2 separate regions of the Homo sapiens genome follow, and region 1 is linked to region 2. A link is a loop called in an ENCODE intact Hi-C map of the cell type or tissue named here. Cell type or tissue: dorsolateral prefrontal cortex. All regions are shown on one strand. Each heading gives the region's core, and the rest is flanking DNA. Links, peaks and the distances in the headings are about the cores only.

Region 1 (14,670 bases), core at 4,534-9,533, 67 kb before region 2:
TGGAGCCACACTGGGTAGGGACGAGGATGGCTTTGCCTCTTTCTGTTTGAGTGAGACCTCAGGCAAGTCTTTTAATCCATCTGTAACTCAGTTTCCTCTTCCGTATGATAATAATAGTACTTAGCTCATATGGCTGTGGAGAGGATTGAATTAACTTTGGTGTGGCACATTGCAAGTGATTATTGTGCTTCTTTGATGGCCCCTTCTTGTCCAGTACGATGTGAACTCATAGCAGACATTCAAAATAGAGACCTAATAGAATAGCTGGGTCAGTGCAGGCTCAGTTGCAGAGAACAGAATTCACTCTAGCTAGTTTACATGAGTTGGGCTTAATTAGGCAAAATGACTGATAGAACTGATGGGAAGGCTAAAAAAACCAACTTGAGGTTGAGCTTTCAGGGATGATTCCCAAACCCATTCAGTAGAAGCAAGCCACCAAGAAGCAGCTGTCTCTTCTGTAATCAAGAAACAGCCACGGCTGCTGCAGGCTCCAGAAATCACATGACCCAGCTAAACAGAGGCCCTCATGCCTTCTAGATAGATATCCATGAACTTGCCAAAAAACTGCAGACACTGACCCCACCCCACTCTTACCTTCTAAATCTGTCGCAAATATAACTGAGTGGCTAATTCCAACTCACACACAAAAGCTCAGGTACAAAAATGTTTGGTGAAGTTGCTGAGCATTCCAGCCCCTGCGTATCAGGGAGATAAGCCAGAAGGTAGGTGAGACGCAGGCTGAGCCCCAGCTGCCATGCCACCACAGTGGTCAGGAAGCAAATGCCTACAGACAGGGAGACCAGAACAGGCCTTTCTCTTCCTATCCTCAACATCTAAACACCTGTGGCTGTGGATGAATCTCAATGCGGTTCTAAATGCTGTGTTCTTTTTTTTTTTTTTTTTTTTTTTTTTTGAGACAGAGTCTTGCTCTATTTCCCAGGCTGGAGTGTAGTGGTGCAATCTCAGCTCACTGCAACCTCCACCTCCCAGATTCAAGCAATTCTCATGCCTCAGCCTCCCAAGCAGCTGGAACTACAGGCACGTGCAGCCACACCCAGCTAATTTTTATATTTTTGGTAGAGATGGGGCTTCACCATATTGGCCAGGCCAGTCTCAAACTCCTGACCTCGTGATCCACCCGCCTCGGCCTCCCAAAGTGCTGGGATTACAGGTATGAGCCATGGTGCCTGGCCAATGTTGTGTTCTTTTAGACTCGTACTGCAGAGAGTACTAGCAGATTCCAGAAATTTCTAGAGATGAAAAATGGAAAATACTAGCAGAGACACAGTAGATATTGCTGGACATCTACAAATATTGAAGGAGGGTGGCATTTTTTTTAATGATTAAAAACCCCGAGAAGTCTTTTGTTATTCAACCAATGTCAGTTTTTGTTCAATTAAGATCACTTTAGTTTAGCAAACTAAAGTTTGCTGTTATTTCCCCCAGTTTGGAGAAATTTAAGAAGTCAGAAGCAAACATGACAGTGAGAAATCTGATCTGAAATTGTCTGGGCAATTCCGCAAGTTCATCAAGATAAAGACTGACAAAACTAAGCAAGGGTCCCTTGACTCAACCCCTGCTAGGGACCCACTTAGGCACACAAGTGGGTAAAATGGCCAGGGAGTGGTGAAGAGAAATTCCTGGGTCTCCTTGAAATGAGAACTCCACACACTGTGGTACTGAAATCCACAGGGGAGGCCCTGACGAGGGCCCTAGTTAGACCGACAGAATATACGCATGTTAGGGCTGGTAGGGTTATGGCAGTGGGAATGTTTAAACAGATTTTATTTAAAGAGGTTCTGCCTGGGCGTGGTGGCTCATGCCTGTAATCCCAGCACTTTGGGAGGCTGAGGTGGGCGGATCACGAGGTCAGGAGTTCGAAAGCAGCATCCTGACCAACATGGTGAAACCCCGTCTCTACTAAAACTACAAAAATTATCCGGGCGTGGTGGCACGCACCTGTAATCCCAGCTACTCAGGAGGCTGAGGCAGGAGAATCACTTGAACCCGGGAGGTGGAGGTTGCAGTGAGCTGAGATCGTGCCACTGCACTCCAGCCTGGGCGACAGAGCGAGACTCTGTCTCAAAACAAATAATTTCTGCCTCCTTTACCTGGATGTTTCATAGGAATGGATATTGTATCTGGTTGGGGAACACTTTTCCTACCCAGTATTGTAAAACCAGAACATGTTGATAAAGTCCGAGTGGAGGCTACAGTTAAGAAAGTCAGGCTGGATGGAATTAAGTTAAACCTGCATGGGAGAGGTGGTGTATTTGAACACCCTTCATGTGAAGCGGTTGCGTCTCTTTTATCTGATTGTATTATGGGGATGGATATTGTATCTGCCTGGGGAATGTTCTCCCTGCCTTGTACTGTAAAATGGAAAGCATGCAAATCTACCCTTAGAGCAATATGAATTGGACATGCTTGTGGGAACAGTAAGATTGCCCAAACCCACACAGTGAAGAATAGAGGCTGGACTGCTGGGAGGGACAGATGGCCTATTTTGAAGTCCTCTGTGAACTATAACTGGAGCTTATGGCAAAAGCCTGTGAGTGCCTCCCACCGACAACTGCTGAGACTTTGGACCAGAGAATTTTGACTTGAGGGTATTACTGCCTTGCTATGGGACATTAATTGAAGCTACCTCTATGACTGAAGGACATAAAATGGTCTTGAAACCCGAAATACCCACGACGTCTTGGGTGACGTCAGATAAACACTCTAATGGGAATAGCAGTGCCCGGGAGCATTCCATAATGAAATGGAAATGGTTTCTACTGGATCCTGCTACCTGGGGAAAGAATGCGAGGAGACACCCCAAGCAAGGGGCCTCTTTTCCCCTCGGCCTCATTCTGGAACTAGAGTGAGGAGTTGTAGGAGTGGCTGGATCCTACTGACACCTGGATCTTGCCCTATAACCAGCTCTCAACTGACCAGCAAAGCACTGCTTGGTTCGTGAATGGCAGTTCCAGGCAGGGGGACAACATTCTGTTTGGAAGCTGCCACTCTGATCAAGGAAGTTAAAAGCAAATCAGCTCGGTGGCCGACCTGCATGCTGCTTTCCTAGCAGTGACTGAGCGGTGGCGAAGCCTCTGTGTCTGGTTTTCACTGACTCATGGGCAGTGGCCAATGGCCTGGCGACATGGTCAGGCAGAGGGGCAATGGAAACCTGGTCTATTAAAGGGATGCCCGTATGGGGCCCGGCCCTGTGGAAATCTGAGGGTTGCATGAAAGCAACACATCAAACACCCATCAGAAAATCTCCCTTCCAGGTTGGAAAGTCGCCTGGAATTGGCAGATATCCCTGTTTGCTGTTCTCACTCAGGGTGGCCACCTGGCTCCGTGAAATGAGTGGCTATGGGAACTACAGCAGCGCAGAGATGGGCTGAGTCTAGACACGTTCCTCTTGCACCCTCTCAGGCACAAGATGCCAGTAAGAACTGTTCTGTCTGCCCGCAAGACAGACAAGACACTGCCGATGGCTCCGGGATAGGTTCCGTGGTGGGAAGGCCCTGAACACAGCTGGCAAGTGAGACTGATGGGGTGGCCCTGAGGGCTACACATGGGTAGTTCTGTAGTACTTATGTCACCTTATTCTATCTGGGTGAAAGAGGACTGAGGAGGAGTTACTAGTATTGCTGTCTGCAATATACACCAGCACAATGGCAGATTCTAATGTCCCTTCCAAAGGTGGAAAAGTTGGGTATTAATGGAGAGAGAAGGAATGGTAGCTGGGAGTAAAGAAATGAATCAATGAATTATAAATACAGGGAAATCCAATATTATATGAACACCTTGAAAGAGGCTCAGAGCGAGAGACTGTACTGTCTCTTAGCTCAGTGATCCCAGATGCCTGAAAGCGTGAAGCCATGTGTGTGCCAAGACCACTCGCTTTTGGAACCTGACAAGATGGACTGGAAACTGGCAAACCCGAGTGGCCTTGCCCTGGCAGACATTCATACAATCTGATGGACTGAATTGGGTTCCACTGATATGGCAGTATCTGAGTTGTTTATCCTTTCAATTTAAGGGGATCTGTGTTCGAAGACTTGAGGTGCACTTTGGTATGGTAAAATATATATGTGATCTTCAACCAGGTTCCCTGGCAGACAACTCCTAACATCCTTAGACTCTCCGAAGTGCTGTCTTTTCTATGCTAATGAATGGGCTGATGGCTGGCAGCCCCTAGGTAGCTTCAGGATGGAGCTGGTGAAAGACCAAGGCAGGATTAGAGGGAGGGCAGAGGGGCTGAAGGTTAAGCTGACCACCAGTGGCCAATGGTTTAATCAATCCTGCCTACATAATGAAGCTTCCATAAAAATCCAAAAGGACAGGGTTTGGAGAGCTTCTGGACAGCTGAACACGAAGGGGTTCCTGGAGGATGGCTGCCCTGTGGGAGGGCACGGAAGCTCCGCGCCTCTTCCCCACACCTCATCCTATGCGTCTCTCCATTTGTATCCTTAGCAATATCTTTATCAGGAACTGGTAAATTTAAGCGTCTCCCTGAGTTCTATGATCCTCTCTAGCAAAATAATCAAACCCATGGAGGACATGGTGGGAACCTCGATTTATAGGTGGCTGGTCAGAAAGACAGGGTAGGCAATCAGGGGCTTGCGATCCACCTCGGAAATGGAGGGCAGTTTTGTGGGACTGAGCCCTCGACCTGTGGGATCCACCGCTGTCTCTAGGTAGATAGTGTTGGAATTGAATTGAATTAAAGGACGCCCCGCCATGCTGCAGAATTGACTGCTTGCTGGTCACAGAAGTCATCTGTGTCAGTTTCTCTGGGGTGAGAGCAAAGGAAAAACAGTTTGTTTTTACCTCAAGGAGGATTAAGGAGCAGCTCTGGGGTTGGAAGAGGACTGAGCTGATCATGGGTGGTGGTGCCCGCAACAGAGGCGGCAGGCGGCCTCTCAGCCCAAGAAGGGGATGGGTGGAGGGAAAACCTTTGTGTCGTCCCTTGTTCCTTCTTTGTGATTTCTGCTGTGGGCTGGAGAAGCCGGGGCGGTCACAGACTCTGAGGTGGCTTCGGGAAACCCCCGGGAAAGCTCAGGAGAAAGAACGCTTTCTCCTGACCGGTGGCCCTGCTTGAGGTCAGAGATCTGCGTGCCCCGTTGAGACACCCTAGAGCTGGGTGGGTTCTTCATTTCAAACCAAACCAGAACTCCGGAGCGCGCCCCACTTTTTACTTGTCTTTGGCAAAAACATCTCATTTCAAAAAGCATGCGTGTAAGAAGAAAGAAGGCACCAAGCCACTCCAGCCACTCTCCTTGAAGCACCCTGGGGCCTTCGGAAGGGACTTCAATCCCAACCCCACAGGGGCGGGGAGCGGATGGCAAGGAAAACAAGAGCCAGGACACATCGTTGCTAGCTTTGCCAGCCAGATGCAGTGCTGATGTCGGCATGGGCTGCAGATTTGGGGTAATGTTCCTTTAATAAGGAGCCCCCTACAGCATTTCAATAGGCCCTGGGGGCTGCAGGGGCTAGGCTGTGCCCCTGTCACCCTGCCCAGTCCCTGCCCTCACCCTTCCCCCTGCAAAATTTACCCTGGTTCATTGTACCTAGGAAGCACCATAAATATTTCTTGAATTTAAGTGCCTCATTCTCCCTGAATAGACGGGAGCCTACTTTGAAATAAAAGTTCAAAAAGAAAAAAAGAAAGCCTCACATCTCCCAAACTTCAAACAGCGCCCAGTCAGAGGCAGTTCGCTGGGCTTGAAGTTTGTAGTCAGGGAGGGCGATGGCAAGGAGAGGGCAAGTAACGTGGCCCCAGTGTGTCCTCGAAGAAGCCTCCTCCTAATAACCTCATGTTTCCCCTGTGTCCCACAGTGACGGATTTGACATAAGCAACTGCTCCATGCAGCCAGGCCGGCCAGGCTTCTCAGGCTGTGCTGGGGACGCAGGGCCCGGTGGGTGGGGGCATCTACCAGACCCGCTGAACTAGGGGCAAGTTGTGACAAAACCAGCCTTATTCTTGGGGAAAATGTGTGAGGTGTTTTTTTTTTTTTCTTTCCTCCCACACAAAGGTGATTTCAACAATTCCATTTGGCTGCAACGTTTTCTTCTCTGAGAAGCCGTGTTGAGGTGGCCCTGGCTTTTTTGTGAGCTCTCTTTAGTATGGGCTGCACACACTGTCGTAATCCATTTTTTCATCAGCTCCAGGATAACAAAGGGCCCCCTAAGCCCTGGAAACCCCCCTCTGACGCCGATTACGGGTTTCCTGGTGTCAGTCATGGCCGGTTTGTCAGGGCCAGGGAGAGAGAGAGAGAGAGAAAAGGGAGAAGGGGAGGAAGAGAGGGAGGAGGAGGTTGGGGGGGAGAGGGGAAGGAGGGGAGGGAGGCCGCTGGAGTTCAGCCGCCTGTGTGTGTGGTCTCAGGCTAGTCCTTATTTCATGAAATACATGCTTCATTCCTGGCTCAGGGTAAACCTGAGCCTCACTGAATGAGTCCCTTATCCACTTTCCAAAACACTGACGAGGTTTGAAAGGGCTCTGTGGGTAGACTGTGACTATCAGCAAAAGCAAACAGGCCAGCTTATTTAGCTAAGCATTTTTAATATTTAAACATCCCAGCCTTCAGCTATTCGTGAACCGCTCAGCCAACAAGGCAAGAAGTCAGGAGCGCGGCGAAGCTGCCCGTGTTCCCGCAGGTGGGCCTGCTGTCCCCGTGCGGGGCCAGCCCAGGCCGCAAGCTCTCTCGCTGTTTCAGAGCTGGAACTAGGGACCCTGGGGGAGCTCCGGGCCAGAGCCCTCGCTGCCGCCCTCACCCAGGGCAGTCTGGGTGGTGGCTGGCTGTGGAATCACTCACAGCCTCTTCATAATCAGATGTGGTTTAAGCTTAACCTAGTGTTTCCCACCCTTTGAAAAATAAAAGTCTAGGCACCCCCTATTTGTAGAAAAAGAAAGCTCTCTGATGGCAGCGTAATTAAAATGCTAAGCTGGGAAGCTGTGGGCGTCCCAAGTCGGGATCAGGTACAACAAATATTATCCCTGTGGACACGGCCAGAGCTCCCGCTCCGGGTGACGGGCGGCCTGTAAAATCGGCCTGCGACAGACCACAGGCTGGACCCCTCCCTGCCCGGACAGGATGGCACCAGACACCCGCCCACCAGACTTCATACCACCAGCTGGAAGTGGCTTTCTGGTTTATGGAGCAAGACGGAACTGTAAAGTCAGTCGTTCTCATGGGCCAGAGTCAAGTCAGCGCCCCCGCCCCACCCGAGCCAAAGGAGGCTTCTGGAGGCCCCGCCAGGTCCCCCTGAGCCAGCCGGAGCCCAGCCAGGCCTCCGGGACAGACTCACCGGGTGCCACCGAGGGCCTGAATGGGCTCCCTGTCTGCCAGAGCAAACAAGCTCCCTGGGCAGGGCGCCCTGGGCACAGCCTGGAGCGGAGCAGGCCGGAGGTTACGAGTGACGCCAGGAGGACAGGGGACTTCTTCTCTCTGGAGATTCCATTAGGGAAACCCTGCCAAAAAGTTTGCCAGGAAGTTCAGTCTGCTCCGATATTATGGGTTCACGGACAAATAGCCCCATTCAAAGAGGACAGGGCCTGAAGGGCTTTGCTAAGGCGACCGCCTCCGCTCGGCCAGGACCCCCTCCTCCCACCCCAGGCTGCTAACCAGGCTTCCTCTGGGGCGGGCTCCCGGGATGCTCTGCGTTCCCGGGGCATAGTTTACATCCGAGCTCCTCTTTTCCCCGTCTATAAAATGTGGGCATTGACATCTCACTGAGGGGTTTACAAAAGGGCCTGACTTAGTGCCTGGCCTTGGGGACTCCTCAGTGAATGGGGACCATTGTTACTGCAACTCAAACTTTGGAGCAGTTTGCAGACATCCTCAGGCTGGAGGCAGCTGGAGGCCTGGGGAAGCCCATACCGCCCCCTGGGACTGGTGAGGTGGGTGATGGGGACCACCTGACATTTCCCCCCTGCATACACCTCCTGGTTGGGTCTTCCCAACTAATCCCGCAGGGTCCTCTAAGCCCCTCCCCTTCAAGCCTCCCGTAACCCTACCCTGGGCAGCGTGAGGCCTCCCTGCCCTCAGACAAACTCAGAGCTGCGTCCACGTGGACCCCACGCTCATCACGATGCCAGAGTCGCCAGATGGCAGGAGGCAGCCAAGGCACACAGGACGTGCCTGACCCCCGGCTGGTCATCCCTCCGGCGGGCCAACCTTCAGGTCAGAAGGGGCGTCTTGTGATTGTGCTGCTGCGTCCATCCCCCACGGTCCCCCATGGGCCGTCCTCGGAGACCACTGGAAGCAGACTTCTTACCCCTGCGGCCCAAAGGGAAACCACGGACCTTGGAATCTTAGACTACTGCCTCCACACCTAACTTGAAAGCCTACAGAGAAAAGGGAAAAGCAGGGCGCTGCACAGAGCAGGTGCTCAGTCACGATTTGCTGACCTCACTTCGATTCTGAAGGAAGAGTGCAGAAACAATTAGAAGAGTGTGGCTGGAAGGAAGGCAGAGAGGGCGTGGGAGGGAGAGAATCTCCAGCTAGGATTTCTCAGAGAAGCACCTCAGTATGAATGCTGCTGGGGCAGGGCTTAGCACAGGAGCTTCCCACCCCACTGTGCGGTAGCTGGGGAAGAGGAAAGGCAGGACAGGTGTGGCCTGAGACCACAGAGCTGGAGCGTGAGGAGTGTGTCAGCCGAGCCCGACATTTTTCACTCTTCGATAGAGGCGGGACTAGAGCCTGTATCTTCAGGCTTTCAGAAGTGGGTTCTCCCCGCTCTCTGGAGGCTCCTCCGATGTTAGCCCAACTTGTGAACCCAGCAACCCAAGCACCTTTATCTGGCTCCTTCACATTCAACCCCTGGGCCCTGTTCCCTCACCACGGGCGGGGCCTCACTGCGAGCCGTGACATCGCCAAGGGTCTGTGGGCTCAACCACTGGCTGTGGACTCCAGAAGCAGGGCAACATCAGGGAAGACTTCCAGCAGGGACGGCCAGGCCCCACATTCCGGGGAGAACACTCTTCCACCCCTGGAGCTCCCATGTAAATCAAGCTCCATGAAAAACTGCAAAGCACCCAAGTGACATGCTGTGAATCGGGTGTTTGTGTCCCCCAAATCCATATACTGAAAGCCTACCCACCATTGTGCTGGTGTTTGGAGGGGGACCCTTGGGAGGGGATTAGGAGGTGACAGGGTTAATAATGCCCTTGTGTCCAGAGTTGGTTCCTGCCGGGTTCGTGGTCTTGCTGCTGGACCTTCTCCATAAGTGTTACAGCTCTTAAAGATAGCACAGACCCAAAGAATGAGCTGTAGCAAGGTTTTTTGTGGAGAGCCACACCAACTGCGAGAAAGCCTCAACAGGTTGCCAAGGCTGGCTGGCTGGCTGGGGGGGTGAAGGGGGCGGGGGGGGCTGGCCAGCTTTTATTCCCTTATTGGCTCCACCCATGTTCTGTATCTGTCCTATCAGAGTGCTCTTTTTTCAATCCTCCCTGCGATTGGCTACTTTTAGAATTCTGCTGATTGGTGCGTTTTACAGAACACTGATTGGTGCTTTTTACAGAGTGCTGATTGGTGCATTTTACAGAGCACTGATTGGTGCCTTTCACAGAGCGCTGATTGGCGCGTTTTACAATCCTCTGGTAAGACAGCAAAGTTCCCCAAGTCCTCACTTGACCTGGGAAGTCCAGCTGGCCTCACCTCTCACCCTTATAAGAAGAGAGAGGAGGGACTCTTTCTCCACCAGCAAAAAGGCGTCTGTCTGCAAAACAGGAAGAGGACCGTCACCAGACACCAAGTCTCCTGGTGCCTCCATCTCGGACTTCCCAGGCTCCAAACTGTGAGAAATACATTTCTATTTTTCAAGCCACCCAGTCTGTGGTATTTGTTAGAGCAGCCCTAGCTGACTAAGATCATTAGTAGAAAAGTGGTTGAACAAATTAAATAGAACCATGCCATGGAATACAATACAGCCACAATCAAGAGTAAACTGGAATGGCCGTGTGCTGGTTTGCAGTGATCTCTAATATGAAGTAGGTGAAATCAGCAAGGGCCGGAGTTGTGGGTGTAGAAAAACTCCTTTTATGTAAGTAGGGAGCACATCATCTTTACTGATTTAGGAGTGAACCTTTTTCTGCCAGTGTACAACAATTAAAAGTTTCCTGTGTGGAGAGGCACCTGGAATTTCACTGTACATTCCACTGTACGGTTTAGGGTTCTTTTTAGTTTAAATGAGAAAAACTGCATGTTCTGGTTACTCGAGGCGAAGGACACTTGGAGAGAGTGTTGTTTAAAATAGAGAAGGAGTCGCTCAGTAAGAAGGGAGACAGAAGACCCTGCCCGAGTTCAGCATGTTTGTGACACTAGAGGCAGTTTCAGCTCAAGCTGTTTCCGATTAATATCACAGTCCTCCAGATGAATGGAATGTCAATCACACACCAATTATGAGAATCCCAAGAAGGAAACTCCCTCTTCCATCTTACTATCCACCCACTTGTCTGCCCACCCACCCACATGGCTGCAGTGTCTCTCAAGGGAAAGAAGAAAGAGAGAATAAGAAGGAGGGAAGCGGGGAAGGAAAGAAGGAGGGAGGAAGGAAGGGAGGGAGGGAGGAAAGGGGAGGGGAGCGGAGGGAATTCTGCTACCAATACTAAAATACACCCTTGGACAAATCAGACAAACCCACTCTGCGTTTCTGGTTTCCTCCCCAGTGCCGTAGCTCAGCACTAGTGGAGGGAGATTGAAAAGAAGCAGCAGAGCCATATGCTCACATATTAAAAACCATGGTTGGCAGTGAGAGGAATCATTTTTCCTGGCGCTCAGAACGTGTGCAGTAAGGCCCTGTGGAAGCTGCCAGGTTACTAAGAGGTGAAACAGCCATTGTGAAATGCACCTCCTAGAAAGAATCCACCAGGAAGTGAGGTTTTCTGTGTCTGCAAACTAGCTCTGACCTCTTCCAGCTCCTTTGCCCTCTGCTTTGAAATAAATGATGAATTCAAGTCAACCCATATCGCCTGGGTATCTCCTACAGCCAGGGCTCTGTAGTGAAGGTCAATAGGAGGTTGCCCCTTACTTCATCAGGTCCAGCTCACTGGGAGGTGATCCTGTTGGCAGTGTGGAGAAGTAACCATCATTCCTGCCTGGCTGATTGCACCCAGCTAACAGGCCAGTTCTGTTGTCCAGCCGTCTCCAGTTTGGGTCAGGTGCACCTGGGTTTTATTCCTAGGGTTACGGCTAGCTGGCAGCTCATTCAGGGCAGATCCTCTTCCTCTTTGGGTCTGTTTCCTCCCCCGCAGCATGAGGGGCAACGCACATTTGAAGAGGATTTAAGTGACCTGAGCAGTGGACCTCTCTCTGGCATACACACATGGGTAAACAGGCATATGACTTTTGGGGATAACGAAAAACAGCCATGTCCACCAAATCAATGTGGGATCAGGAGGTAGAAGTGAATTTTCTTGCCAGGTGGGAAAGTAGAAATTGTCTAGGTTGTGAGCGGCCTCTTTCATGTGCCCTTATCCCTAACTCTGCAGAGACTTTGTGAGAAGTAGCAAAGCTTCTGCTGGCTTCAAGCCCTCAAGCTGCTGGTAAATTGAGGTAAGGCACATTCTCCTGTCAAAGGATTTCTAAACTCTCCAGACCTTATCAGGCAGGGTCCCAACAGGAAGCAGAAGGCACACTCAAATTAGCATCATAGAGGAGAGTTTCTCTATATACGGACTACCTACAAGGTGTGGGCAGGTGCAGGGGAGCCATGCAGGAACCCCAGGCCACAGCAGGTGAGCTGTCACTCGCACCAGATCCAGCGGGGTGAGGGAGGGAGAGGTTATCAGAACTGAAACATGGAAGGAGAAAGTTGTGAGGAGGACAGCCCCTCCACAGGTGATTTTACAGAGTCGGGGGATGCAGAGCAATGAGAAGCCTCACCTTCCTCTCTCCCCCTGAACTCCTGCTGGGGCTCCCCCGGCCCCTGGCCAAACCCACCCAGAAGCCAGAGGGCCCAGGAGTTGTAGAGTGCAGTCCATGCAGCCATGCAGGGCAGGCTTCCAGGGCAGAAGGGGGCTGGCAGGTGGACAGTGGGTCTGGGGGTGACAGAAGCAGCACACAAGGACTCTCTGCACGTGGACGACCCTTTAGCATGTTCTTCTGGAAGGTTTAATGTTCACCCAGCCTTAACTTCTTGGGAGAATTTTAAAGTATTAAGAGCAGGGAAAATTGAAAACCAATTTAAAAAGGGAACTTAGCCATTTCCAAGTGTATTAGTCCATTTTCACAGTGCTGATAAAGACATACCCAAGACTGGGCAATTTACAAAAGAAAGAGGTTTAATTGGACTTACAGTTCCACGTGGCTGGGGAAGCCTCACAATCATGGCGGAAGGCAAGAAGGAGCAAGTCATGTCTTACATGGACAGCAGCAGGCAAAGAGAGAATGAGGAAGACACAAAAGCAGAAACCCCTGATAAAACTATCTGATCTTGTGAGACTATTCACTACCACAAGAACGATGTGGAGGAAACCTCCCCCATGATTCAATTATCTCCCACCGGATCCCTCCCATAACACGTGGGAATTATGGAAGTACAATTCAAAATGAGGTTTGGGTGGGGGCACAGAGCCAAACCATATCACCAAGTTTAAGTGGAAATGTATGATTTGAGCCATTAAACACTTAGATTGTCCCAAACTCTCAGGAGCACATCTGTGGCTCATGTGAAGCAGGCCTACCGCTTTGTGTAATTCTAAAGCTTCTTATAGGTTTCCACTATAGACTCAAAGCCCAGAACTTAATGTATAATAACAGTACTATTATTATTATTGTAACAACTATATAGCAATGCTATACCTTGCAGATCACTAAGTATTATCTATTTCAGGGAAGCCATAGGTTTCACTGGAGCTTAAGGGAACCATCAAAAACAAGGAATTCGTAAACAGGATTCAGTGTTTGCCTGGCATGGGACCACTATTTTTGCTGGTCCTCCTTTTTCTAGGCCTCTGTTTCATTGAGAAAAGTTGTAAACTGTGTGCAAGAGAGGCAAAAATGTGTTGCTCAACTTATAATGATTAGTCTGGTGCACCGTCACTAGAAGGTTGAGATGCGTCATCCATTGGAGGGAACATTCAGCAGCCTAAACAAGGATGCGTGGAAGACTCCAGTTGACATGGGAAGATATTCGTCATATATAGCTGAATGAAAAAAAAAAAAACTTACAAAAGAGCATTGTAGTGAGATGCCATTTTTTGAAGAAATCATATGTGTGTGTGTGTACATGCATGTGTGTATTTTTAAGTCATGAAGAAAAGGTATGAAAATGACACAAATAGTTAACTTGGCAGGTGGGATTCCAGGTAACTGTCATTATCCTTTTGCTTATTTGCATTTGATAAAAGAAAAACTTCAGCTGAATTAAATTTAAAGGAGTGTAATTGAGCAATGAGTGATTCAGGTATGGAGCAGCCTTCCCAGCCAGAGTAGGATCAGGGACTCCAGCACAGCCACGTGGTGGAAGACTTATGGACAGAAAAAGGAAAGTGACCTACGGAAAACAGAAGTGAGGCACAGAAGCAGCCAGATTGGTTACAGCTTGGCATTTGCCTTATTTGAATAGAGTTCAAACAGCTACATTTGATTGGCCAAAACTCGGTGATTAGTACAAGTGGAGGCTAAGGTCTGTTTACACCTATACTTGTTATAGTTCACGATGTACAGAAAAACCTTTAGGCCAAACTAAAAATAGCTAAGGAGGCAGCTTCAGGTGAAACTTGATTTAACACATTTTTAAAATGAACATGTATTTATCATCTAAAAAAAATGTTATGGTATGAAAGAAAATCCCTGCCTGCAACACCTTAGAAACAGACTGAAGCCCCAGGACCACCACAGAGCACAGCCACAGGGGCCCTCGCCATCTTGCATTCTTTGATCCTTGTGCAAAGGAGACCCTCAAGTCCACTCTTCAATTCCTCACTGCAGCCCTGGACTCTCCTAGTGCTTACTGGAAATAAGGCACTGTTAAAGGCAAGGGGGGGAAAAAGACTGGCCCCAGCGTCTCAGCATAGAAGACTGGGGACCTGAGATGAGCCTCTCTGGACATGGCAGGTCTGTGTAAGCCAGCCCTGTGTGCCATGACCTTTTCTCTATGGCTTTACATTCTTCCCTTCTGTGCCCTCTCCCTTACCTCTAAGGGTGGGGCTAGTGGTGATAGTGCTGGTACAGATTCTGGAATTCTGATCTTACAACTTCAGCCAGGCATTGGTCTCTGCCTTCCTTATGTTTCACTTCCTATTTGCAAAATGATAATGCTGTTTCCTAGTCTAGGAAACAAAGAGGCCCTTCAGGGTGTCATTGGACTCTCTGCCTGCACCCGCATCCCTTCCAGCTGGGCTCCAGATGACATAGATTAGCCAACGCTTTCTGTGTCCATAACCATCGCCAGTGATCCTTTGGTTAAAGACATCCCCAGATCATATAAGGTCTTCTCACTTCCCAGCAAAGCGCCTGAGTGACCTCGTTCTGGAGACATACAATCCAAGCCCTCTGCCTGTCCCTCATTTGTGTGAAAAGCACTCTTTTGGGAGGTGTCTTTTCCCTGGTACTTCTCTCCTGAAGATAGCAATCTTCTCCCCTTTTCAGGTGTCTTTCCAGTTTTAGATTCTATTGTGTTCTCTAGAGAGTTTGTAAACGTTCTCTTTGAAGAAAAGTTTCAGATTGAGGA
Region 2 (14,670 bases), core at 4,040-9,039:
GTGTCTCTCTATAATATGACTAATCCCAAGACCCAGTGAAATTTAAGGTGCCTGCACCGATGCACATAATGGTGATGAGAAAGTTTCCGATCAAAGGCAGTGATGGAGTGTCTTAAACAACTAACAATAGCTGCTGCAGCTTAAAGACATCTCCGAATGCTACTTGGAAGTGATGATTATATAATGCTGAGCACTCAAAGGTCTGAGGAAACTCTGACTCATTTTGCACTGCTAAGGATGTTGGACTGCAAGAAGAAGTATAAGAAAAAAAGGGGGGGAGGGGAGAAGGGAGGGGAGGATGCCCCCAAAGATTGACTATTTAGAAGACCATTCGCACTTCTGCTCCATATCTGCTGTACTTCTCTTTTGTTATTTTGTTTTTTGGTTTTTTTGTTTGTTTGTTGTTTTTGGAGACAGGGCTTCACTCCATTGCCCAGGCAAGAGTACAGTGATGCAATCACAGCTGACTGCATCTTCAACTTCCCAGGCTCAAGTGATCCTCCCGCCTCAGCCTCCTTAGTAGCTGGGACCACAGGCACATGCCACCACACCTGGATAATTTTTTAAAGATTTTTTTTGCAGAGACAGGGTCTCGTCATGTTGCCCAGCCTGTTCTCCAACTCCTGGCCTCAAGTGATCCTCCTGCCTCGGCTTCCCAAAGTGCTGGGATTACAGGTGTGAGCAACCGTGCCCACCTCTCCTGTACTTCTTAGGGGAATGGGCAACATGCACACAAGGAAAAATGACGTCCAAAGAAAAGGCAAAACCTGACAGTAAAATGAGTGCTCTAGATGCCCAAGAGTGACATCCAAAGAAAAGGCAAAACCTGACAGTGAAATGAGTGCTCTAGACGCCCAAGAGCGACGTCCAAAGAAAAGGCAAAACCTGACAGTGAAATGAGTGCTGTAGATGCCCAAGAGCATGCAAGGTGCTCACACACCGTGCAAGGTGTGTGAGACTCTGTGTGTGTGTACTTCACTGTATGTTGTCTGTGTGTGTTTATCACTAGCATTTGAGCATGGCTAGAAGGCGCAGAGTCTTCTCATCCAACTTCTTTCTCAGGATCACCACCCTGGCTTTCCCTACCCCTTCCTTTTCCACCTAGTCTGTGGCAACATAGAGCACCCCTTAGTTAGTAACCTATCAGACTCTCCCTCAGTGCCATTCAGCCACCAATTTTGGTCCTATGACTTACAAATCTAAGAAAACATGTTCTAATATGTCTCCATGGGACTTGCATGGCTTTGATTTGTAAAAATTATCGTTTGTGTTTCCTTGGGCATGCATCCAGAACCGGGACACCCTGCCAGGGGTAAGATTTCCACTTCCCATTATTCTTCCACCGTGTCCCTCTTCTGTTAGAGTCTTGGAGGCCTAAACCCATAATGGGTTGAAATTCTCCTCTGATTCCTAAAAGGCTAAGAACAACCTGGAATATTTTGTAGATAACATGGAAGAAAGACCTTGACTATTTTGTAGATAATATGGAAGCTTAGTTTTTGTTTTGTTTTGTTTTTTAATTATCTGGCAATGGTGGACAAGACTGATTAAAGTGAGAAGAAGAAACTGGAGGCAGACAGAAGAATGTGGAGGAGCCTGTGGCTGTAACCGGAGCAGGGAGCAGGAACAGCACGAACGAAGTCAGCCTGTGGAAGCAGAAAGTGAGGGGAATTCTGCACAGAGACAACCGTCAAGTCTGTGCCTGCTGGACATTGGGAGCCACAGAGAGGCAGGAGCAGGCGACAGCGTGGAGCTGCGAGCCTGGCCAGCAGAAAGCGAATTGAAAAATGTTCCTAAAGGTGACATAAGCTTGCATTTGAAAAGCACCTCCGAAAGCTTCCCAGCCTCAAAGCCAGAATCGCCTTCTGATGCAGTTAGGCACCACAAGAGCTTCCCCACAAGAGCTTAGTGTCCGTTTCAGCAGTGTCCATTTCTTAGCCACAAGAGCTAAGCATGTGTTTCAAAGCCCTGGAGGGATGTAAGCAGCACAATCGGGTGACTCTAAGGTCAGCCCTTTGGGAACCAGGAAAGACACCCACGTATTTGTTTCTTTGGCAGCAGCCTCTCTCCCCAGGTTCTGGGTAAGCGCCATAGCAGAAGCTCAGGGCACCCTGACTTCTCGATGTGGAGAAGGTGTCCACCTCTTCTCCCAGACATGTCTTGAGCAGACAGACAAGGCCCCCTGTTTCACAAAGTGGATTTCATGGCAGTGACATAAATAAAGAGCCTGAGGATGGGATTGTGCTACTTGCCAAACTTCAGTCCTGTCTCTTTGCTGCGCGTGATAATCTGCCCTTCCTGCTAGACCTGCTTAGGTCAGACTTGGAAGTGAGAAATGAATGGAGAACGCCCGTTTCCCAGCCACCTCGCGCTCCTGCCTTTTTTGCCCACCTTCTGTCCTGGATTCCTTTCCCTTCTCTAGATTCAAGAATCAAGAGTTGATTCAGGTCCCAGTGAAAATAACGCAGGGAGAAGCAGGCAGTCACTGTGAACTGGCTGAAATAATTGACCAGGAATTTGCATTTGGGCACAGGCTCTCTTTGGGATCTCCATCTTGTACGGTTCTCTACCCTACCCACACCCTGCACCACTGGACTGGCCTAGAAGTTCTTTTCTTAGTCGTGCTACATGTCATCAAAACTGAACAAAGGAGTAAGACACTGGGGAAAATACCTCTTTGTTGCCTCCCGGCACCCCCTTCCTCATCTGACCAAAATGTTACCTTTACCTGCCAATGTTGGTCAGCCAGACACCTGAATGGGAATTTAAGTATGAAATTCAGAGCCTTCTGATTAAACCAGTAAAGTCTAAACAAGTCACAGACTCAAAAGACAGCTAAGCTCTCCACCGTGCCAGCCGAGTAGGCAACATGGGAGGTGGCCACTCAAATGAATGTGCCTCACCTATGCCAGACTAGACAATGCCTTGAACACCAGCATCCCAGGGGAATAATAGGCCCTTGGTACATACATAGTCAGCCTTAAAAATGAACTTTCCCTGCCGGACAATGGTGGCTCACACCTGTAATCCCAGCACTTTGGGATTTGCGAAAGCAGGAGGATCACTTGAGGCCAGGAGTTGACAAGCCTGGGCAATATAGAGAGACCTTGTCTCTATAAAAAAAAAATTAAAAATTATAAAATTATAAATTATTTTTAAAAATGATTACGTTTTCCACTGCCAGTTAAATGAAATGCTTAGCCTTACCTGTTTCCTTTCCCTTCTTAAAATGCAAGTGCCTTTAGGAAAATGACTACTTATCTAAATCTTTCTCACTTTAGTGTGAAATAATTTGTTAGATAACTTTCCAATATGATTGCCAGCCAAGAACAGGCCCCAAGAGGACAAGGCAGAGGACAAGGAGATTGACTGCAAGCAGGGAAACAAGCATAGATGACAGTGAGGTCATCCTACAGAACCTGCTGCCTGGGACGCCACCAATGGCACTCTCAGTGGACACTCACACCATCATTGGTCCTTGCTGCCCTCCGCTGGGAGCCTGTCTCCACTGTCACCTCCATGAGTTCTCTATGTCACTTCTTCAGGAGCCCACCATCTGAATGGGAGGACCTGGCAGAACTGGCTCCACTTCCTGTCCCCACTTCCAGAAGACAGGTGGTTAGAAGATTCATCTGCACACAGTGGGAAACAGGGCCAGACCCCCGCAGATCTTGGCATTTCCTCCAAAGAGACAGGCTGCCCAGTGTGGCTGCAAAACACAGCAAATGTCCCCTAGAGTAGGTAAAATTGGAGAACGTATTAGAGTCCTTGGGCCTCAGGCATATTAAATCTTTTTACATGGCTGGGCGAGGTGACTCATGCTTATAATCCCAGCACTTCAGGAGGCCAAGGCAGGAGGATCTCTTAAGCCCAGAAGTTTGAGATCAGCCTGGGCAACATACAAAAGATGAAAAAATTAGCTGGGCATGGTGGCACACACCTGTAATCCCAGCTCCTTCAGAGGCTGAGATCAGTTGAGCCTGGGAAGTCGAGGCTGCAGTGAGCTGTGATCGCACACTGCACTCACTCCAGCCTGGGTGACAGAGGGAGGCCCTGTCTAAAATAAATAAATAAATCTATCTTTTTACTTGTTAGTTCATTTAATTTGCACAGCTCTGGGGAGAGTTCATTACCTCCAGCTTTATGGATCTCCAAGACTAAAGAGATGGAGTAACTTGCTCAAGGTCCCACAGTTAGAAGGCCATGAACAGAGATTCCAGGGTGTAGCTGGTGGCTCCAAAGCCCATGCCCTTCCCAGCCAGCTTCCCCTGGCATCTGAGGGGTGGCCTGGGCATCAGGTGTCTGTCTATAGAGGAGGGTCTTGGAGACGGTGTCTTAGTGGGTGATGGTTGCCATAACAAACTACCACAGCCTGGGTGGCTGCCGCAGAACTTATTTTCTCACATGCCTGGAGCTTTGCCGAGATCAAGGTGTTGGCAGGATTGATTTTTTTCTGATGCCTGTCTCCTTGACTGGCAGAGGGCCGTCTTCTCCCTGTGTCTTTGCATGGTCTTTCCTCTGCACATGTCTGCGTCCTAGTTCCCTTTTCTTACAAGGACATCCATCATATTGGATCAGGACCCACCCTAATGACCTCATTAACATAATTGCCTCTTTAAAGGCCTTATCTCCAAATACAGTCTTATTCTGAAGTACTAAAGGGTTAGGATTTGTTTTTGTCTTTGTTTTTGTTTTTGTTTTGAGACAGAGTCTCACTCTGTCACCCAGCCTGGAATGCGGTGGCACAATCACAGCTCATTGTAGCCTCCAACTCCTGGGCTCGAGCAATCCTCCTGCCTCAGCCTCCTGAGTAGCTGGGACTACAGGCATCCACCACCATGCCTGGCTAATTTCTTTTATTGTGGACATGGGGTCTCACTGTGTTGCCCAGGCTGGTCTTGAACCCCTGGCCTCAAGCAATCCTCTCACCTCTCAAAGTGCAGGGATGACAGATGTGAGCCATCACACCAGGACTTTAACGCAGGAATCAGGAGCAGCTGGAGGACAATTCATCCCGAAACGGAAGGGACACCAGTCAGGGAATTATTTCTGACAGGAGATGATAGGGAGAGCAGTGATGAGGCCCAAACAGATAAGCCCTGCGCCCCCACTTCCCAGGTCTGATGAATGATGCCCCACCTGCCTTCACCTTCATCCAGACTACTGCTGGTTTAGTCTTTATTTTCAGCCTCGTTAACCCCAAGGCAAGGGTGTCATTTTTCGATTCTCAATGTAACTTCTCTGCTCCGGGTTAAATTATCCTTCAATCAATGGTGTTTTTGCCCATTTTGCATAGCAAGATTCCGTGTAGTTCTGGCCTCTAAACTGCCAGACCTATGCTGGGACACCCATGCATGAAGGCCTGCTATCAACTGAATTGCATCCTCCCTAAACTCATATGTTGACACCCTAACCCCCAAAGTGATGGTGTTTGGGAGATAATCAGGTTTAGATTTGAAGCTCGTGGTGGAAGAGAAGCTAGAGAGCTTTCCTTTGCCTTCTGTTCTCCTACGAGGACACAGCCAGAAGGCAGCCGTTTACCAGTCAGAAAGAGAGCCCTCACCAGAAACTGACCATGCTGGCACCCTCATCTTTCACTTCCAGCCTCCAGAACTCTGAGAAAATTAATTTCTGTTGTTTAAGCCACCAGTCCAGGATATTTTGTTATGAAGCGACTATGACAGGGAGGGGAGCTGTTCCACCCCTGCTGCCTCAGCCTGCATGGCTGTCCCTGTCCCCACCTCCTCATCTTTCTATCTTCTTGCCTCTTCCCTTCCCCATCTCTCCTGTGAATTAGCTCCTTAGGGCTGCCATAACAAAAGTACCACAAATGTGGCAGCTTAAAACAAGAGAACTAACATGGTGAAACCACGTCTCTACTAAAAATACAAAAAAAAAAAAAAAAAAAAAAAAAGCCGAGTGTGTTGGCGGGCACCTGTAGTCCCAGCTCCATGGAAGGCTGAGGCAGGAGAATGGTGAACCCGGGAGGCGGAGCTTGCGGTGAGCCGAGATCGCACCACTGCACTCCAGCCTGGGCGACAGAGCGAGACTCCATCTAAAACAAAAAACAAAAAACCACCACCACCAACAACAAAAAACAAACAAGAGAAACTTCCTCTCTCACAGTTTTGGAGACCAAAAGTCCAAAATCAATGTGTTGGCAGGGCCACGATCTCTCTGAAGGTTCTGGGGGGGATCCCTCCCTTGCCTCTTCCAACTTGTGGTGCTTCCTGGCATTTCTTAGCTGTGACAGCATCACTCCCATCTCTGAGTCCAAGTTCACACGGCTTTCTTCCCTCTGTGTCTCTCTGTGTCTCAAATCTTCTCCTTTCTCTTGCAAAAATATCTACTAGTCAATGGACTTAGGTCCCACCCTAAATCCAGGATGATCTCATCTTGAGACCTTTAACTAGATCATATCTGCAAAAATCTCATTTCCAAATAAGGTCACATTTGCAAGGACCGGGGTAAGGACTTGGAGCTATCTTTTCGGGGACACTTTTCTACCCTCCACACCCACTTACCCTTTCCCCACCACACCTCATCTTCCTTCCTCCACATCCTGGAGCTCACTCTGCTGTCCTGTCCTTCGCCTGCAGGCTTTGACCCAGGGCTGGATGGGAGCTGGAGCAGGAGGCCCAGGCATTGCATCTGGTCTCCACAACAAGACGCTCAGTACCTACGAGTCCAACTTTCAGTCTCCAAGTGTGAGCATACAGAGCAATCTCACAAAGAACCTTCTCACTGGGAAGGAAATGGCTTACACATTAACATGAGTGCACTTAGACAAAGAATAGCTGGCAATGTTGCAATGCTGGAGACAAGTCCCAGCAGCCAGTTGTGCCTTGTTAGAGACTCATTGATTTTGGGTGGCCTGGATTCCATTGTCACCAATGATATGATCATATGGGCCATGTTCCAAATGCCTCTGGCTGTGTTCAGAGGATGAGAAGGGGGAGAGTTAAACAAACCCCCATGCAGAATCTGAAGGCTTTATTCATCCACCCTGGCACTGCTTTGCCCACTGAATAAAACATTCTGTACCCAGGGGCAAGCCCAGGCCCCAGCTGGTACCGTTCCCAATGTCCCACAGGCTTCCAGGCTGCCCTTCAGCACAGACTCCTCCAGAACACTGTGCTCAGGGGCCGCCAAGGTTCCAGCTCCAAGATGCAAACTCTGCCCCAATTGCCAAGGGAGTGGCTGTCTTTGCAGGGCATTGTCTGTGAGTCCTTGATCCCTGTCTTCACTAATGGCAATCCCAGGAAACTGCCTGTGAATAAAAGCCTTCTCAGCCCTGGGGAAGAAACAGGCACAGCTGGCTCAAATTGTCCAGCTGAAGACAGAGCTCAGCCTGGAAGGGACACAGCTCAGTTACCACCGTGCCAGGCAGCTCTTCCTTTTATATAAACATTTGAGGGCAGGGTTCTCAAGCCCCGCTGCCCCCTAGTCCTACCTTTTCTCCATTGTGACCACAGAGGGTTTTGTTGTTGTTGTTGTCATTGTTTCTTGGGGGGTTTTTTTGTTTGTTTTTTGTTGTGTCTTGTTTTCTTTTTGAGGCAAAGGGATAACTCTTTCAGAGGGGCACCTGGAACTGTCTGGTGTGGAAGCTTTTCCTCATTCGGCACAATTTCAAACTTGCGAGCTTTCACAAAGGCGTGGGTGACTGTTTTACTCCTTGATAAAAGTCTGGCATATTCAGAGTTACTGAGACCCAGGAGCGGTATCTAATACTTTGGAAACTAGCAAGGGTTGCTTTATTTCCCATTCTTGATTCTACATTGAAAGTGGGGGATCTTGTTATGCAGATCCTAACACTCTGCCCCTCCCCAAATCCAAATGAAAGGCAAGGTCATTTCACTGGAAATGTGGTAAGCAGTTAGCAGACAATGGGATTGTCCCCAGTGCGGGGTGAGGGTGGATAAGAAACACACAGGTGGGACGGTTAACAACATCAGGAGCTGTGGCTTTATGGAAATTTATGTAAGCATGATGAATTGCACACAGCCATTTGTCTCTATTCCCTCCTAACCCTCCATGAAAGTGACAGGAAAGGGACAAAAAGACATTGGCGCACAAAAGCGAAGAGAACATGAAAGGAGTCACAGCAGAGAGAGGTCAACTGAATGACTGCAAGAGGAAGTCAGATCTAGCAGTGAGTAAGTGAACAGACCACAGGATGCAGAAAGCTAGCACTTCAAGGGCTGGGGCAGGAGCTGCTGGGCAGATTCACAACGCAGAACCCAGGGAGTCTTGGGAAGTGGAAGCATAGGGCATTGCTCATGGGGAATATCCCAGTGGGCTAAAAATGAGAGGATTAATTGAAAATCTATAAAAGAAGAAGTCAGAGATTCCCTTGCTTACCTCACTCAGGACTGGGACCACCCCTCCCTCATCCAGAAGAAGACAAGTGGATGGGGGGAGTTGTTGTCACTTTCTAGAGAAGACAAAGGAAAGGGAGTCCAGGCTCAGGACCCAGGTCTAGGTGAAAACAGTGGAGTGTAATAAAAATCAAGCCCTGTGGCATCCCCTTTCCTCACTTGGCTGTGAACTAGGCCAGGCTCAGGAAATTAGAGAATTCTTCTCTGGGGAAACTCATCAATCCCAGAGATAGGATTTGCAGATAATAATGTTTAAGAGTTCCTCAACAAAATAGCCAGTTTCCTTCTGGGAAGTCCTACTGAAAGAGAAACCTTTGCATGCAGAGTTTCCAATAACCTAATTTATTTGTTTGTTTGTTTATTTTTAAATTTTGAGACAGGGTCTTGTGGTTTCACCCAGGCTGGAGTGCAGTGGGGTTATCATGGCTCACTGCCACTTTGACTTCCCAGGCTCAAGCCATCCTCCCACCTCAGCCTCCCAAGTAGCTGGATCTACAGGCATGTGCCATCATGCCCAGCTAATTTTTAAATTTTTTTTGTAGAGACAGGGTCTTGCTTTGTTACCTAGGCTTTTCTCGAACTCCTGGGCTCCAGCAATCCTCCCACCTTTGCCTCCCAAAGTGCTGGGATTATAGGCATGAGCCACCACACCTGGCTTCCAATCATCTTTTTAGTCTAGCCATTTGCCCTTTAAATATGAATGGACTCAGGAGTAGCAGATATTTGAGGAAAGTCTTTACGAAAGAAAGAAAAAAACATAATAAAGGAATGAGAGGTAATATAGAGAACAAGATACCTTTATAAAATTTGTAATTTATTTTTTAGTGAAAAAGGGAGATGTTGCATCCATAAAACAAGATCAAGGTGCCATATTAAGAGGAACACATAAAAATGATAACATGAAATTTTAAAACTTTCTCATAAAAGTTGGAAGATAAAGAGGATCTCTGATGCTAGAATCATAGAGCTTTTGCTTAAGAATTGCTTACAATGTTTTTCAGATTCTGAATTCTAGCAGAACAGCTGACATCAACCAGTGTGAAAACCCTTATAGAAGAACTATATCAGCATGAGAATGTTTCTTCATCTCCCCTTCCCATGACTTTACCCTGAATTCATCAATCAATCAATGATCCCCACACCTCAGTCCACTCCAAACCCCTTAACATCCCTAGCCCCAAACTCCTCAGGGAGGTGGATGTGCGGTTTCCTCCCATCTCATTAGGCTGCCCTATAATTATTTAATTTGTTCTCTGCTGCTCCCTGGTGTCTCAGCATATTGACTTGCTGTGCATTGGGCAGATGAATCTATTACAAGAGTCCCACCAACTACTGTAGTATTATGACAACAGATCACCTTGGGATTTCAAAATACTGGGAAAAGTGAGAAAACTCTAAATCTTCTGGAGAGACAACCAGAGCCACATAAAGGAGCAGTGTATTAGCCCATTCTCTTTTTTCTTTTTTTTTTTTGAGACGGAGTCTCGCTCTGTCACCCAGGCTGGAGTGCAGTGGCACAATCTCGGCTCACTGCAAGCTCCACCTCCCAGTTTCACACCATTCTCCTGCCTCAGCCTCCCTAGCAGCTGGCACTACAGGTGCCCACCACTCCCCCTGGCTAATTTTTTGTATTTTTATTAGAGATGGGGTTTCACTGTGTTAGCCAGGATGGTCTCGATCTCCTGACCTCGTGATCCACCCGCCTCAGCCTCCCTAGTCCATTCTTACACTGTTAATAAAGACATACCCAAGACTGGGTAATTTATTAAAGAAAAGAGGTTTAATGGACTCACAGTTCCACATGGCTGGGGAGGCCTTATAATCATGGTGGAAGGCAAAGGAGGAGCAAAGGCACATCTTACATGGCGGCAGGCAAGAGAGCATGTGTGGGGCAACTTCCCTTTATATAACTGTCGGATCTCATGAGACTTATTCACTATCACAAAAACAGCACAGGAAATCCTGCCATCATGATTCAATCACCTCCCACAACACGTGGGGATTATGGGAGCTATAATTCAAGATGACATTTGGGTGGGGACACAGCCAAACCATATCAAGCAGGAATCAGAATGGTACTGGGGTTTTCAAGAGCAAGACTAGAAGCCAGAAGAGTGATGCCTTCCAAGTGATTTCCAACCTAGCATTTTTAGCCCCCAACCCACAATGTAAAAACATTTTACTTTCAGTAAAAGTGTGAAAGTAAGATAAACACATTTTCAGACATGCCAGTCTCAAAATATTAATTAAAACACCACTACTTTTTATTGATTTTATTTTCAGGAAGCTGGTGGAGGTTGTGTGTCATCAAGCAAGAAAACATACCAGGAATGAGGAAGATGTAGGACACAGGAACAGGATATCCATCAAAAACGAGAACTCCAGGGTTGATGGAGAAGAACCCTAGGTTGATGACAGCCCTATAGCTGGCCTAAGGAAACACCAGTCCATACTGGAAGAGAAAAGTTCTGGAAAAGATATGGAAAAGAAATCTATGGTAAAGGGAGAACTGAGTAGAATACCTGATAGATTTAAACAGAAATCTCTAGGAAGATAATCACCAAGAAAAACAGGAGTCACATAGATTACCTGATGTATTGGAACGTTTTGAGAAATGTATACTCAGGCTAAGAAGTTGAGGATGAGTAAATGACAGGTACATTACACAATAGGAAATGAAAATTAAGGCAACTAGAAACTCCCAGGGAAACAAAATAGTGATCATGAAAGAAAAAAAAAACAAAGTACACTATTGCACTTGGTTGTTTATATAATCATGATATTGTAAAAACCGAACTTTGATTTAACCAAAAATTAAACTGTAGAGATAACTATATTGGGAGAGTGTGGAGAGGAAGTCTAAATAAAAGGAGTCAAAATTTATATTTAATGGTGAGAAGTTAATTGAGATCTAAAACTGAAAAAATTAGGAAATAGCAACGTAAACTTGTTGCTTCACAGTATGGACATAAACATCAGAAGAAGGAACTAAAAGAGTTAAAATGTTTGCCATAGGAGTGGGAATGAGGGTGAGTGGGGCGGGTGACAAGACTACTTTGGTTTTGTGTTGTTGTAAAATCCATTCACTTTTAAAATTGTATTAAACTATGTTCATATGTTGATAAAAATTAAAGTTAAAATGTTTGTTGGAGGTCTCTGACTTTGACGTTTAGGAAACAATGCTATCAGCATTTTTTAAAGTACTTGCTAAATACTTGCTCACATATGGCAAGTTTTAGGCACCAGAACAATGATTTATACTGCATCCCTCCTGAGAAAATGTGGTTTGACCACAATGAGATGTCACCTCACATGTGTTAGGAGGGTTTTATCAAGATGAAAAATAATAAGTGTTGGCCAGGATGTGGAGAAAAGGGAACCCTTGCACACTGTTGGTGGAAATGTAAATTAGTGCAACCATTATGGAAAACAGTCGGTGGCTCCTCAAAAAATTAAAAATAGAATGACCATGTGATCCAGCAATCTCACTTGTGGATATGGGAAATGATATCAGTATGTCTAAGTATGCCCAAGAGATACCTCTACTCCTGTGTTCACTGAAGCGCTATTCACAATGGCCAAGATAAGGAATCAATCTAAGTGTCCATCAATGGAATGAATGGATAAAGAAAATGTGGTATTCAGCCTTAAAAAAATAAGGGAACCCCGTCATTTTCCAACTATATGGGTAAACCTGGAGGACATTATGTTAACTGAAATAAGCCAGGCACAAAAGACAATACCTCAAGATCTCACTCATATGTGGAATCTTAAAAAGTCAAACTCAGAGGAGCACCAGGGACTGGATGGGGGAGGGATGCTGGGAAGATGTTTGTTAAAGGATACAAAATTTTGGTGAGATAGGTGGAATGAGTTCAAGAGATCTATTGCACAACATGGCGACCCCATTTAATAACAATGTACTGCATTCTTGAAAATTGCTGAGAGTACATTTTAATTGTTCTCACTGCGAAAAGAGAGCTAAGTATGTGAGGTAATGCATGTTAATTACTCTGATTTAGTTATTCCACAAGGTATACACACTTTAAAATGTGTTGTACATGATAAATATATACAATTTTTATTTGCAAATTGAGAGTAAATAAGAAAGAAAAATACGTTTTGATATACAGTATCAGTTTTGTTCAAAAAACAGCTGTAGAGCACTTACTGTGTTCCTGTCACTGCAGAGAGGGCTGGGGATAGAAAGGTGAAAAAAGCTCCCTCTTTACCCCTGAAGATCCTAGAATCTGGTGGTGCAGGCAAAGACCTGTGGTGAGCTCAGGCCTGGGGAGGAACCCACGGCATTGTGGGAGAAGCTCAGGGGCTGAGGAGGAGCCCACGGCACTGTGGGAGAAGCTTGGGGTCTAGGGAGGAGCCCTGGCATTGTAGGAGGAGCTCGAGGCCGGGAGGATACCATGGCATTGTGGGAGAAGCTAAGTGCTGGGAGGAGCCCACAGCACTGTGGGCGAGGACACAGGACAGTCTAAGGTGGTCATTTTGATGTAAGTATTTCAGGTGCTTTCTAAGCAATGCACATTATTAACATTACCCTAGTGAGACACACTTTTGCTGCCTGCGTTATTTCAGATCTGCACATAGTTTTATTCATATGTAATGCTTATATAACAAAAAATACAACAGTTTTTTTAAATGTCTGTTAAAGCTGAAGGTGTTATTTGCCCCTCCAAAATTTCATTTTCAGCAATATAAATTCTATCAAATACAGAGAGAATCGTTAGACATGTGATTGCACTCTAAGCTGAGAATAAAGGATTGCATCATGACCCAAATATTTGTTAGAACCACAGCAGCTAACATGGTATGTAATATGTTCAACATATCCAGTCAAAATGACAACTCCTCTGGATTCAAAAAGAAACCAAGTGGTCATGGGTCACCTGGAGTATTATCTGCTCAGTACATTCCTCACAGGGCCTTGCCATAGGGCCTAGCCTTGGCGGGAGGGCGCCACACACAATCCAGGCCCATGGAGTCCTCCCCTGGGATCAGAGGTGGAGGAGTAGCCCTCTCTTTTCCTTTGGAACACAAGTTGTACAGATGTCATGTCAGAGCATTTTCCTCCATGTCCCCTGCAGCAGCAGGAAGCTTAGATAATAACATTAATAATTTACGACAGGCCAGGCCCTGTACTAAGGATTTCCCCTGTATTAAATTACTTAATCCTTACAGCAACCTTTAGAGGCAGGTTCTAATGAGATCCCCATTAAACAGATGCACAAACTGAGGCACAAAGACACAGCTTGTAACTGGTGGAACCAGATTTCCAAATCCAAGCTCTCTATCAATACAGAGAACAGAAGCCAGAAATGAGGACACGCGACTTGAGTCACTTTCAATGGAGAAAATTCTCACTGGTTCGCAGCCCTGACTGATATACACATCCTGTCTAAAACATAAGCTAAGAACTCTTCTCAACTTCCTTGTTAATTGGAAGAAAATGGGTATTACTGATGTCACTGGTGCCAAAAATCAGAGAGGCTGAGGTGCAGAATGTTGAACATCAAGTGTGAAATAGGGAATTGGGCACCCAAGAACACACTTGGGCCACCTCCCTCACTCTGGGTGAGGGCATATCTGTATGGGATGCAGCTACTGCCAAGGATGGCAGACAGAAAGAACGAACCTGGGTTCCCAAGGCTGTCATTTGAGATGTGAAATTAACCAGCCTCAGAGCCATCCATCTGGACTTATGCTTGTATTCGATGTTTTCTTGTCATTTGGAGTTGGGGGTTTATATTAGCTGTAGCCAAAAACATCCTGATACTCCTGTATTAGGAGCTTATACTGTATAAGGAATATATAGTTTACAGAAAACCATATATGTGTGTATACACACACATATAGATTCATTTCAAGCCCTGAAAACTCAGTTTCTTCCTCTGAGAAAAATGGGCCCAAAATACCCATTATTAGATTGGTTATGAAAGAAAGGGGTGTGTGTAGTACATGAAACAGTTCAGACTCAGTCCATAGCAGGTCATGTTATAGGTAAGAATACACTGCCATCCCTGATCTGTGTAACCCATTTAAGCTAACATAGGTGCACAATGCATTCAACTTGAGGAAAGCAAATACTAGTGTAATATTTGGTTCTGTGACAAGTGCGGGGGGTGAGGGGCATGAGGATTGAGGTCAGAAGGGTCCCCTGCTGGCACTCAACTCATTGCACCACGCAGCACACCTCAACATCAAGCCCTCGCTCGAAATGATGGTTTCTATCAAGTGTGAGAGAATAGTCACAAGATTTATTTCTGGAGAACTAAACAAT

The links. Hi-C counts contacts between places; a loop is a spot of excess contacts. Peaks named below come from ENCODE experiments on the same cell type or tissue, not always from the same donor. Only the 100,000 strongest peaks of a DNase experiment are listed, where the experiment ranks them.
Region 1: a loop joins it to region 2, with 13 times the contacts of the local background. A loop is called at or near these places in 5 of 110 quality-filtered maps.

What each region holds. Positions count from the first base shown.
Region 1 is chr9:96,042,111-96,056,780 of GRCh38, forward strand. No RefSeq gene overlaps it. Among named protein-coding and RNA genes, the nearest start is that of LINC00092, 28 kb to the left of the region's middle. In dorsolateral prefrontal cortex, for the core only: a CTCF peak has its summit at 7,355; DNase peaks (open chromatin) are centred at 5,858, 6,281, 7,331 and 8,208; H3K4me3 peaks cover 1,495 bases; H3K27ac peaks cover 3,654 bases.
Region 2 is chr9:96,109,706-96,124,375 of GRCh38, forward strand. It overlaps LOC158434 (a long non-coding RNA gene), which reads right to left and starts at 6,706. Exons shown (of 3, transcript NR_132344.1): 1 at 6,541-6,706; 2 at 4,930-5,049. In dorsolateral prefrontal cortex, for the core only: a CTCF peak has its summit at 6,831; a DNase peak (open chromatin) is centred at 7,076; H3K4me3 peaks cover 1,410 bases; H3K27ac peaks cover 3,441 bases.